Regions from separate parts of the Homo sapiens genome. Here all the other regions are linked to region 3. A link is a contact called in ENCODE Hi-C or POLR2A ChIA-PET data. All regions are on one chromosome and are shown on one strand. The core of a region is the stretch at or near the end of the contact, and the rest is flanking DNA. Distances in the headings are between cores, read along the strand shown. Region 1 overlaps SHROOM3 (shroom family member 3). Region 2 overlaps SCARB2 (scavenger receptor class B member 2). Region 3 has its middle 14 kb from the start of LINC02562.

Region 1 (3,858 bases), core at 31-2,530, 1.6 Mb before region 3:
AATGACTAAGATATTGTCTCTGCCTTTAAGGAGCTTACATTCTGCAGGAAAGAGCAAATGAAATAATTCCTACAGTACAGATAAAATAAGTGCTTTAGAAAGTAGGTCCAATACCTGCAATACAAAGACAGCAAACTCAACTTTGGAGCTTTTACTTTGGAGGAGGTTGGAGAGGTAACTATTTATTTGCCCTGGGCAGAGTATCAGGTTTCATCACAGTTCTAATAGATTAAGAACAAGATGACAGGATGATTTTGGCGGTGGGGGTGGGGAGGGGGAAGCAAATCAAAAGGCCCTGAAAAAAACAAAAACACGAGGAAAAAAAAACAAAAAACAACTTTTCTTTTAGATGCAGAAGATATGTTGGGAGAGGGCTTCGGAGATAAATCTTTGTTTTATAAGATTCTTCCATACCGTACAGATAGGAGGTAAGTGATGAAATAAGCGAAGAATTGAAAAGGATGACCAAAAATAGCCCACCAGTGTATATCAGTACAACCTGAATGAAGGCCAGTTTGACAACATCTAGCAAATGATTTTTAAAATAACATACCCATCAAAAGATTGGAAGACAACCTAAATGCCCATTAGCAGCAGACTAGTTAACTCAGTGTGGTATATCCATATAATGGCTGTTAAAAAGGATGAAGTATCTCTATACATACTGATATGGAAATATCTCCAAATATATTGTTACACTGGAAAGATGCAGAATTACATGTACAGTCTGCTACAGTATGTGGGGAAAATCACATGTGTGTATATTAACGTAAAGAGTAGTTTTGGAAGGACACTTAAGAAACTAGATACAATGACTGCCTCTGGGAAGGAAAACTTATTTTCACTGTATTTCATTTTGTAACTTTTCAAATTTTATACTATACGCATGTATTACCTATTGAAAAGCAAAGTATTTTTAAAATAGTCTTTCATTTTGAAAATACAATTCACTGTAGCTTGAGAGTTAAAAAAAAAAAATTAAACAGCTATTTTTTCAGTTAAACAGCTGACTTTCTCAATGATGCGAAACATTTAATAAGCATTCCTAAAGAGCATGGCATACTAATTTTACATTTTGGGATCACTTTGATCTTTAAGAACTTAAAGAAATATTTTCCTAAAGTACATCACATCATGAGCATATCAGTAAGTCAGAAGATGGTTTAATTTTAAAATTTAGCAAACTAAGTTTTGTGTGTGGGTGTAATTCAAACAAAGCCCTTTTGTTGCATTCCTAACCACAAACAAGGAAGCTTAACTGCGTGGGATGGGTAGGCTGATGAAACTGGAATTCGCAAGTGACATGATGTCCTTCTTAGATGATTTTGCCCTAACACAGAGAGATTCAGGAATGCAAAACAAGTTTCTGAGAAATCTACAGTAAGTTCAGTATTTTAAGCAGTATTCACTAATCACCTATGTGCCTTCAACCTTGTTAAATTATAGTTGGAGCTCTGCAAGGTCTTGGAAGGCCTAAGAGTTTATAATCTTGCTGGGGAGGCTCAGATGCAAGAAAAACTATTAAACAAAGTCAGAGCATCATTCATTCACTCAAAAAATATTTGAGTGCCTACTGAGTGCCAACCACCATTCTAGGCACTTGACGAGTATTTTCTCACTTAGCCTTTATATTACCTTTATGATACAGGACTATTAATGAGGAAAGTGAGGTAAATACAGAATAAACAATGTGTTCACTGTCACAAATGTAGTGAGCAGCACAGCTACTAAACCCAGGCATCTCTCTCCAGAGCCTGTGCTTTTAATTTGCAAGTAAGGAGCACTGTGCAATGAGGTGGGAGAGGCAGAGGAGGGAGACAGGGAGTAAGCAAGTAAGCAAATCAAACAAGATATTCTCATATAGTTATAAGGGTTCTGAAGGAAATAAAACTGGGTAATGTGAGAGTGTGATGGAAAGTCCCCATTTAAGTCAGAGACAGCCTCTATGAGCAAGTGACATTCAAACCAAGACCTAAATGATAAGAAATAATTAACCATGCAAAGAGCTAGGAGAAGAATATATAGCTCCAAAGGAAAAATGAATGCAAAATCCTTGAGAGGAGGAATGAGTTTGGGTTTTTAAAGAATACAAGAGAGTATAGCCAGAGCCTTGTGAGTGAAGAGCAGATGGTATAAAATTCAGATCATATTGGGCCACCGAGGCTGTAGAGGCATTTTGGATACAAAAAGCTCACATGAATGGGGTCTGAAGTCAGCCAGAAGGCTTAGTAGTACAGTGGGACTTCAGATGACCTTGAAAGATTGGTATGCTTTGGATAAATGGAGAAAGTGACAACTATTAGTTGGAAAATAAAAAATTCTAAGAACTAATTTTTTTGTTGATGCTATTCTTTAACGAACTGTTATGACACATGTTGCATGGGCTCTTCTCGGTGCAGTGTTATAAAACTCTGCCAGTTATCAACTGGACCCGAGTCAAGTGTATAAGAATACAAAATATACTCAGACTACCAGCACCACAAAATAAAAGTTACCATATTTCTTAAACCCCTTACTAACCCATCAACCTCTCCATCCATTATTGTTTAGTGCGCAATACTATGAGACAAAGTCCATCATAAGAAAGTTCTAATCAAACACCCCCATATCCCCCAAAAAAGAAACAAAATACATCAATATATTCTGCAAATTAGGTCTATTAAATTAAAATTTCAAATATTTGAATTGTAGATCTTCATCATATTCTTATTGAACACTGTGCTTAGCTGGGGATAAAGCACTGGTTTTTTTTTTAACTTTAATTTTAGGGGTACACATGCAGGTTTGTTATATAGGTAAGCTTGTGTCATGGACTGGGGGTGTTATATAGATTATTCCATCACCCAGGCACTAAGCCTAGTACCCAATAGTTATGTTTTCTGATCTTCTCTCTCCTCCTACCCTTCACCCTCAAGTAGGCCCCAGTGTGTGTTGTTCCCTTCCATATGTCCATGTGTTCTCATCATTTAGCTCCCACTTATGAGAACATGCAGAATTTGGTCTTCTGTTCCTGCGTTAGTTTGCTAAGGATAATGGCCTCCAGCTCCATCCATGTTCCTGCAAAAGACATTATCTCATTCTTTTTTACGGCTGCATAGTATTCCATGGTGTATAGGTAGCACATTTTCTTTATCCAATCTGTCATTGATGGCCCTTTAGGATGATTCCATGTCTTTGCTATTGTGAATAGTAAAGCATTGTTTTTAAAGATTCTTTTTACATGCCACTGCTGTTTTTCCCCATTTTTCCTCATGTATTTTTAAAATTATGAAATCGTTTTTTGAGGCAGGGTCTCACTCTGTCACCCAAGCTGGAGTGCAGTGGCATGATCATAGCGTACTGCAGCCTTGAACTCCTGGGCTCAAACAATCCTCCCATCACAGCCTCCTAAGTAGCTAGGACTATAGCACGTACCCCTATGCCTTGCTTATGAAACATTTTAAACATATATAAATGTATCTGGATTAATATAAATAACCATGTATGCATCATCAAAATTTATAAAGTTTATAAAGTCTTCATATTTTCCCCATATTTACTTCTGGTATTCCTCCTCCACCACACCCATTTCTCTTGCCCCTACAAGCTAACCACTGTAGTTAATTTCTTAAGTATCTTTTCCAGTGTTCTGTTATGCAAATACAGGCAAACATGAACATATAATCTCATTTCACTCCTTTCCCAAAAGAAACTTCATGGCCTGTTCTATCCCTTGCTTTTTTACTCAACAATACATATTCAGCTGGGCATGGTGGCTCACGCCTGTAGTCCCAGCTACTTGAAAGTCTGAGGTGGTAGAATTGCTTGAGCTCAGGAGTTTATGATCAGCCTGGGCAAAACTGAGACCCCCTTCTCAAA
Region 2 (3,765 bases), core at 653-3,152, 1.1 Mb before region 3:
CCTTGAAAAATAATATTTGCAGCTAAGAAAGTTACTGTCTCTTCTTGATTCTGCAGTACTGAAATTCAGACTTTTTATTTATTCAGATCACCTTTCTTACATATTATTTAGAATATGCGGCATTTTGCCACATTGAAGATTTTACCAAGAAGAACTGGGTAAACAGCAGAAGATGAATGCCTGGCACAGCGTTGTGCTCTACGCTGCGGTATCATCTGTTTCTTCATTAATTATTTATTGTGTCCCTTCTGTGCCAGAAACCATGTTATGTGCTGGGGATCCATGAAAAAGATACAGTTCTTAGTATCAGACCCAATCTGACACTAAAGACTAATGAACACATTTTCCTTATAAAACTTGTGAAGTTTCATGAAAGCAGAGAGAAAACACATAGTTCAGAGGGGCCTTCTGAGAGATGGCACTTCTGAATTGAGCCCTGAAGCCCAAGTAGAAGTGAACCAGGTGATAAGGGCCCTGCAGAGACTTCTGGGTGAAGGGCGGTGAGTGACTCAGGCCAAGGCACTGGCTGAGAACTTGTGTGGTGGGTGCTAGGTAACAGTAGATGGTTGCGTGTTACTGGTGCATAAAGTGCCTACCAGGAAAAGACAGCGACAGGTGACGCAGTTGCATCAGATCACAACAGGTCAAGGACTGTGGACTTTATCCTTTGAGCAGGGGTGGAGTATCTGTTCCCTTAGGCACTTTTGACAGGCTTCTCTGAAGCCTGAGATGGATGAAGCATTTGAAAGGAAAAAGGCTGGAGAGAGGGAGACCAGTTAGGAGCCTACATACAGTATTGTCACAGTCCAAGCCAATGATGAAATGTGCCTTGGGGTAGAAATGGGGAAGAGGAGGAGGTGAAATCAGCAGGACTTAGTGATCAACTAGGGGAGAAAATCATGAGTCCATTTTGGTCATGTTGTCTTGGAGCAGCCTGTGAGATGTTTAGATGGGGGAATTTTATCACAGATCCATGCTACTGGAAGGATCTAAATAATTTCAGGCATAAGCTGTTTGTTAGGCTGAATTACTGAGTCTTGCACATAATTTTTCACTCCCTGTTACATGCATGTTGGTTTTGTGTCCTTAGCTAAATTTCTTCTTACAGACAGGGCCTATGCCTGTTTGCAGGGCATAGTCCGGGCACATAGAAAGCTCTCAGTAGGTACATATTGGGTGATTAACTGAAAAGTATGTTTTTTAGTCCAATTATTAATTTAGCTGTTGACACTGTGAATTCACCATAGAACTTGATAATTTTCCAGTATTTTGTTTTAGTGGTAGTGCCACAGTATTGTGCGTGGAAAAATTCATTATGTTCGTCTTGGTTAAAACTAATAAGCAACAGTTATATTGTGACTCCACAGTGCCACTCTTAATATCCAGAGTCACACTGTAAAACTGATTTAAGGCCTTATGTTGCTTTTTCATTTAGTGTAACTAAGAAGACTCAGCTGATTACAAGGTTTGTCTGGTGGCTGTCATCACCACAGCAGAACCCTCGGTGAGGAAGATCAGTTGTTCCCAAGCCATGGCTTTCTGTTCAGACTGGCAAAGGGCGCCTTTGAGGGGGACACTAGCTCGTTGTATCTGGCGGAATGAATAACTTCCTGTGCCAGACAGTCCGCGGTCTTGAGGCTGAGGTTATTATTTGTTAGTTTCTCAGGCCTTCCTTTGCCGAGCAAGCTCCTGGGAGTGCACACTTGAATGCCCTGAGGATCAGAAATAGAAGGGGCAGAAATTAAAAGTTTAAGTCAAAACAGAGCCCTCTCTGGGCCATCTTGTGGCAGGAGGTTGAGGTGCTTTCTTTGGACCCATTAGCATACTGGGGCTGCGCGGCTGCCTGGAAACTCTAGAGTTGAACTCTCCCTTTTTCGGTTCCTCACCTGTGGGCTCCTTACTAGGAGCTGACAGTGACCTCACGCAGCTGCCCTAGTTTCCTTTCCTCCAGATGGCACGGGTAACACTCGAGGAAACCCTGAGAGTTCAGAGTCCAACTTATGGCTTCTCCATAGTTTCACTGTCCCTCTGGGCTAGAGTTGCCAAATAAAATAAAATACAGGACAACCAGTTAAATTTGAATTTCAGATAACAAATAACATTTTAGTATGAGTCTGTCTCGTGTGATATTTCGGTTCAGTCCGATGTATCAGTTGTTAATGTCCTGCCATATTTATCTCTCTGATGCACTTTTTCTTGAATTATTTGAAGTAAGTTGTAGATATCACACACTTTGTTCCTAAATCCTTCAGCATGCATCTCCTATGAATAAAAACATTTTTGATGTAGCCCATGCAATATTTGGGACATAATTATATTATAAAATTATTTGTTGTTTATCTGAAATACAAATTTAACTGGGTATCCCAGGTTTTATTTGCTAAATCTGGCAACTCTACCCTCAGGGTGCCATGGGGTGGCAGCTGCTGGATGGGTGAGTAAATCTGCACTCCTGGACTTGGTCAGATTTGATTTCATTTACTGGCTTTGTGACTTGGGACAGCCAGTGCCACCATTTCTTTGTCTGCAAAATGGGGATTTTTATTTTGTAGTGTCAGTGTAAAACTCAGAGATAAGGTACATTATAAAGCCCCTAGCATAGCACCTGACTTTAGCAGACTCACAGTAGATTGCAGCTGGCGTGGCAGTAATGGTAACTGAATAGTAACTGCCATTCTCTGAGCTGAAAGTGAGAAAATAAAAATAAAGACACACTGTTTTAGAAATGTTAGCAGCTGTATTTACAACTTCCCTCTGTTCTCTCATTCCCCATCTCTCTTCCTACTTAGTGCATTCGCATGAGCACACACACACACACACACACACACACACACACTCACTCACTCTCCAGCACGTGATCTACTCTGGGATTGACAGAGGGTTTCCTGACAAACATCCAACTTGTAAGGTGGAGGAAAAGAGACATATGAAAGCAGCAGGAAAAGCCACCACTCTTGAGGGCAAGATTTGAAGGGAGTAAAAGGGGCTATGAGGATTTGTCTGAGTGCTGGTGACTCAACTAAGAAGTGGCCAGGCAGAGAAGGGCTGTGGGGGTGGAGGGAGACAGAGGAGAAGCCCCAGCTGTAACATGGTCTGGGTTGGTTATGACTCTGGCATGCTGCCAAGGACAGTTTTTATTGTTCTTGTTTTTCATTTGCTTTGTTTCATTAAGAAGTCAAATGTACTAAATGTTTATTTCTATCCTGAAAGTTGGAGGAACAAGTTCAAGTCACACTGTTTACGCATGTCAGAACAGCCAGGTTTACCCTTCTTTCTGGTAACCCCTTCTTTCTGGAAACCCTTCCACTTGTCTTTGGATTTATGGTTGCCTAAAAGCTGGATGCCAGCCCAGCAAGATAAACCAGGGAGGTTAGCCATCTGTTCATTTATGTTTGCTGATTCTTTCAGGGTTCCTAATTCTGAGGTGATTTTCTTCACATGAACAAATAAATGAGATCTCAAGTCCTTTCTCACTGGAAACTTCACACACTATGATGCTTGTCAGGAAAAATTAGGCAGGAATACAGAGTGCTCACTCAACTGTCCTGACAGTAATAGGAAGAGAAGTGCGGTGGAGTCGAGAGTGGGGGCGGCTGCTCCTGGGCCTTTGCAGCAGAGCAGACCGCAGCTGAGGCAGCATCAGGCTCGCCTTTGTTTTGCTAGAACAGAGGAAAGCCAAGATGAAGTGAGTTCTCTTTGTGTCCATTCCTTCTCCTTGCCTTAGGGTCTATCCATAACATGCTACAGAATCTGAGTTTCTTAGAT
Region 3 (3,962 bases), core at 400-2,899:
CTAGGGGTTCTTCCCTCTTTCAGTCTTTCCCACCTTGAACCCATTATCTATACCACAGCCAAAGTGAGCATAAATGAGAGAAAGGTGGAGCAAGGTGGTGGAATAGAGAGCTCCACTGATCATCCTCCATGTAAGTACACCAAGTTAACAACTATCTACACGGAAAAAACACCTTCATAAGAGCCAAAAATCAGGTAAGCACTTATATACTTGGTTTTAACTTTTTAACGCTGAAAGAGGCTCTAAGGAGATAGACAAAACAGTCCTGAATCGGTGACACAACCCCTTCCCTCCCCTTTGGCAGCAGCAGAGTGGGGCAGAGAGTGTTTCTGGGCACTTGGGGAAGAACACAGCAATTGTGAGGCACTGAACTCAGTGCTGCTCTGTTAGAGCAGACAGAAAAACCCAGATCAGACTCAGCTGATGCCCACCCACACAGGGAGCATTTAAACCAGTGCTAGTCAGAGGGAAAACACTGATCCCAGCAGTCAGAACTTAAGTGCCTGCAAAACTCACCACTGAGGGCCAAAGGGCTCTGGGTCTCTAAGTAAACTTGAAAGACAGTCTAGGCCGTAAGGACTGCAACTCTTAGATGAATCCCAGGGCTGAACTAGGCCCAGGGACAATGGACTAGGGGGCAAGCAGCATACTGAGACACTAGCTGGGGCAGTCAAGTGAGTGCTGGCCTTACCCCTCCACTAACCCCAGGCTGCACAGCTCATGGCTCCAAAGGAGACCCTATCCTTCCACTTGAGGAGAGGAGAGGGGGAAGTGGGGAGGACTTTGTCTTGCATTTTGGATACCAGCTCAGCCACAGCAGGATAGGGCACTAGTCAAAGTCATGAGGCTCCCATTCCAGGCCCTAACTCCCAGATAACACTTCTAGACACACCCTGGGCCAGAATGAACTGCTACATAAAAGAAAAAGACACAGTCCTGCCAGCATTTATCCCCTGCTAATCAAAAAGCCCTTGCATCCTGAATAACAAGCAACAATACCCAGGTACAACACTGAGGGCCTTGGTGAGCCTCTGAGATTTGCTGGCTTTAGGTGACACTCAGCTAAAGTTAGCTGTGGTGGCTGTGGGGCAAAACTCCTGCTTGAGAAAAGCAGTGGGAAAAGTAAAGGGAACTTTGTCTTGCACCTTAGGTACCAACACTGCCACAGAGGTGGAGTACCAAGTGGGCTCTTAGGGACCCCAATTCCAGGACTTAACTCTTGGATGGTATTTCTAGACCAGCCCTGGGGCAGAGGGGAACCAATTGCCCTGAAGTGTGAGTCCTAGGCCAGGCAGCATTCACCACAAGCTGACTAAGAGAACGTGTGGCAGCTTGGGATGAGGCTCCTCTGCCTTTGTAAAGTGGAGGGAAGAGTGGGAAGGACTGAGTTTTGTGATCTTCAATATAAAGAATACCAGGTAGACTTCTAAGGTTTTTGACTCTAGTCTCTGACTCCTAGGTGGCACCTTTAGACTTACCCGGGACCTGAGGACCTCACTGCCTTGAGGGAAGGGCACACACCTGGCTGGCTTTGCCACCTGCTGATTGTGAGCCCCAGGGCCTTGAGCAAACATAAGGGGTAATCAGGAAGTGGTTACAGCAGGCCTTGGGCGAGACCCAGCACTATGTTGGTTTCAGGTCTGACCTAATACAGTCATAGTAGTGGTGGCCGCAGGGGTTCCTGTGTCACTCCACCCCCAGCTTTAGGTGGCTCAGAAAGGAGAGAGATACTCTGTATGTTTGAGAAAAAGTAAGAGGAGAGAACAAGAATCTCTGCCTAGTAATCCAAGGAATTCTCCTGGATCTGGTCTAAGATCATCAAGACAGCACCTCTATTAGTCTGTAAGAACCACAGTGTTACTGGGCTTGGGGTAACCTCTAAAGTACAAACAGCTTAGATCACAACACCCAAGTCCTTTCAAATAGCTAGAAAGCCTTCTCAAGAAGGATGGCTACAAATAAGGCCAGACAATGAAGACTATAATAAATACCTAACTCTTCAATGCCCAGTCACCAAAGAACATCTACCAGCATCAACACCATCCAGGAAAATATGACCTCACAAAATAAACTAAATAAGGCACCAAGGACCAATCCTGGAAAAACAGAGCTATGTGACCTTTCAGATACATAATTTAAAATAGCTGTGTGAGGAAACTCAAAGAAATTCAATATAACACAGAGAAGGAATTCAGCATTCTATCAGATAAATTTAACAGAGACTTAAATAATGTAAAGGAATCAAGAAGAAATTCTGGAGCTGAAAAATGCAATTGGCATACTGAAGAATGCATCAGAATGTTTTAATAACAGGATGGATAAAGCAGAATAAAGAATTAGCTTGATGACAGGCTACTGGAAAATACAGTCAAAGGAGACAAAAGAAAAAATAATAAAAAAGAATGAAGCATGCCTATAGGATCTAGAGAATAGCCTTAAAAGGGCAAATCTAAGAGTTATTGACCTTAAAGAGGAGAGAAAGAAAGAGACAGAGGTAGAAAGTTTATTCAAAGGGATAATAACAGAGAACTTCCCAAACCTAGAGAAAGATATCACTATCCAACTACAAGAAAGTTATAGAACACCAAGTAGATTTAATCCAAAGAAGACTACCTCAAGGCATTTAATATTCAAACTTTCAAAGTCAAGGATTAAGAAAGAATCCTAAAGGCAGTAAGAGAAAATAAACAAATAACATACAATGGAGCTGTAATACGTCTGGCAGTAGATTTTTCAGTGGAAACTTTATAGGCCAGGAGAGAGTGGCATGACATATTTAAAGTGCTGAAGGAAAAATAAAAACTTTTACTCTAGAACACCATGTCTGATGAAAATATCTTTCAAATATGAAGGAGAAATAAAGACTTTCCCAAACAAAGAAAAGCCAAGAGATTTCACCAGTACCAGACCTGTCCTGCAAGAAATGCTAAAGGGAGTACTTTCATCAGAAAGAAAAGGACATTAATAAGCAATAAGCAAACATCTGAAAGTACAAAATTTGCTGGTAATAGTAAGCGCACAGAAAAACACAGAATATTAGAACACTAATATTGGTGTATAAACAACTCAAGTAGAAAGACTAACAATGAACCAATCAAAAATAAGTACAACAACTTTTCAGTACATAGTCAGTACAATACGTTATAAATAGAAACAACAAAAAGTTAAGAAGCAGGAGGACAAAGTTAAGATGAGTTTTTATTAGTTTTATTTTTGCTTGTTTGTTTGTTTATGGAAATAATGTCTTTGTCAGGTGAGAATAGGGGGTTATAAGATAATATTTGCAAGCCTCATGTATACCTCAAACCAAAAACATGCAATGGATACACAAAAAATAAAATGCAAGAAACGAAATCATATCACCAGAGAAAATCATCTTTGCTAGAGAAAGACAAGAATTAAAGAATGAAGGAAGACCACAAAGCAGCCAGAAAAGAAATAACAAAATAGCAGGAATAAGTCCTTACTTATCAATAACATTGAATGTAAATGGACTAAACTCTCCAATCAAAAGATGTAGACTGGCTTAATGGAGGAAAGAAAAAAAGACTCATTAAAGAACTGGAAAAGCAATGAAAACCAACTCAAAATTAGTAGAAGCAAGAAATAATAAAGATCAGAGCAGAAATAAATGAAACTGAAATGAAAAAAATACAAAAGATCAATGAAACAAAAAGTTGTTTTAATTGAAAAGTTAAACAAAATTGACCAACCTTCAGCCAAATTGACTAAGAAAAACAGAGTGAAGATCCAAATAAAATCAGAAATAAAAAAGGAGACATTACAACTGATACTGCAGAAATTAAAAGGATCATTAGTGGCTACTATGAGCAAGTATGTACTATAAATTGGAAAATCTAGAAGAAATGGACAAATTCCTAGAAACATACAAACTACCAAGATTGAACCATGAAAATATGCAAAACCTGAACAGACCAATAACAAGTAACAAAATTAAAGCC

What was found. A loop is a pair of places that touch in the nucleus more often than their neighbours do. ChIA-PET counts read pairs that join two places held with the same protein, here RNA polymerase II (POLR2A). Pooled maps may share reads with other maps.
Region 1: a map with no recorded cell type shows a loop between it and region 3 (10-fold over the local background). The contact joins two enhancer-like sites. A Hi-C loop is called at or near these places in 1 of 37 single-sample maps with no recorded cell type. POLR2A ChIA-PET finds 5 or more read pairs at or near these places in 1 of 52 experiments (HEK293).
Region 2: a map with no recorded cell type shows a loop between it and region 3 (15-fold over the local background). The contact joins two enhancer-like sites. A Hi-C loop is called at or near these places in 2 of 37 single-sample maps with no recorded cell type and 2 of 50 pooled maps.

What each region holds. Positions count from the first base shown.
Region 1 is chr4:76,721,558-76,725,415 of GRCh38, reverse strand. The region is part of intron 3 of SHROOM3 (shroom family member 3); the gene reads right to left. All of the region lies in intron 2 of SHROOM3-AS1 (SHROOM3 antisense RNA 1), which reads left to right. Among named protein-coding and RNA genes, the nearest start is that of SHROOM3-AS1, 79 kb to the left of the region's middle. Within about 2 kb of position 1,280, at least 8 of the 41 ENCODE cell types and tissues checked have a DNase peak (open chromatin) inside an H3K27ac peak, as active enhancers do.
Region 2 is chr4:76,197,913-76,201,677 of GRCh38, reverse strand. The region is part of intron 1 of SCARB2 (scavenger receptor class B member 2); the gene reads left to right. Among named protein-coding and RNA genes, the nearest start is that of SCARB2, 14 kb to the left of the region's middle. RefSeq lists enhancers at 1,568-1,627, 1,648-1,837. Within about 2 kb of position 1,902, at least 15 of the 41 ENCODE cell types and tissues checked have a DNase peak (open chromatin) inside an H3K27ac peak, as active enhancers do.
Region 3 is chr4:75,097,163-75,101,124 of GRCh38, reverse strand. No RefSeq gene overlaps it. Among named protein-coding and RNA genes, the nearest start is that of LINC02562, 14 kb to the right of the region's middle. Within about 2 kb of position 1,649, at least 4 of the 41 ENCODE cell types and tissues checked have a DNase peak (open chromatin) inside an H3K27ac peak, as active enhancers do.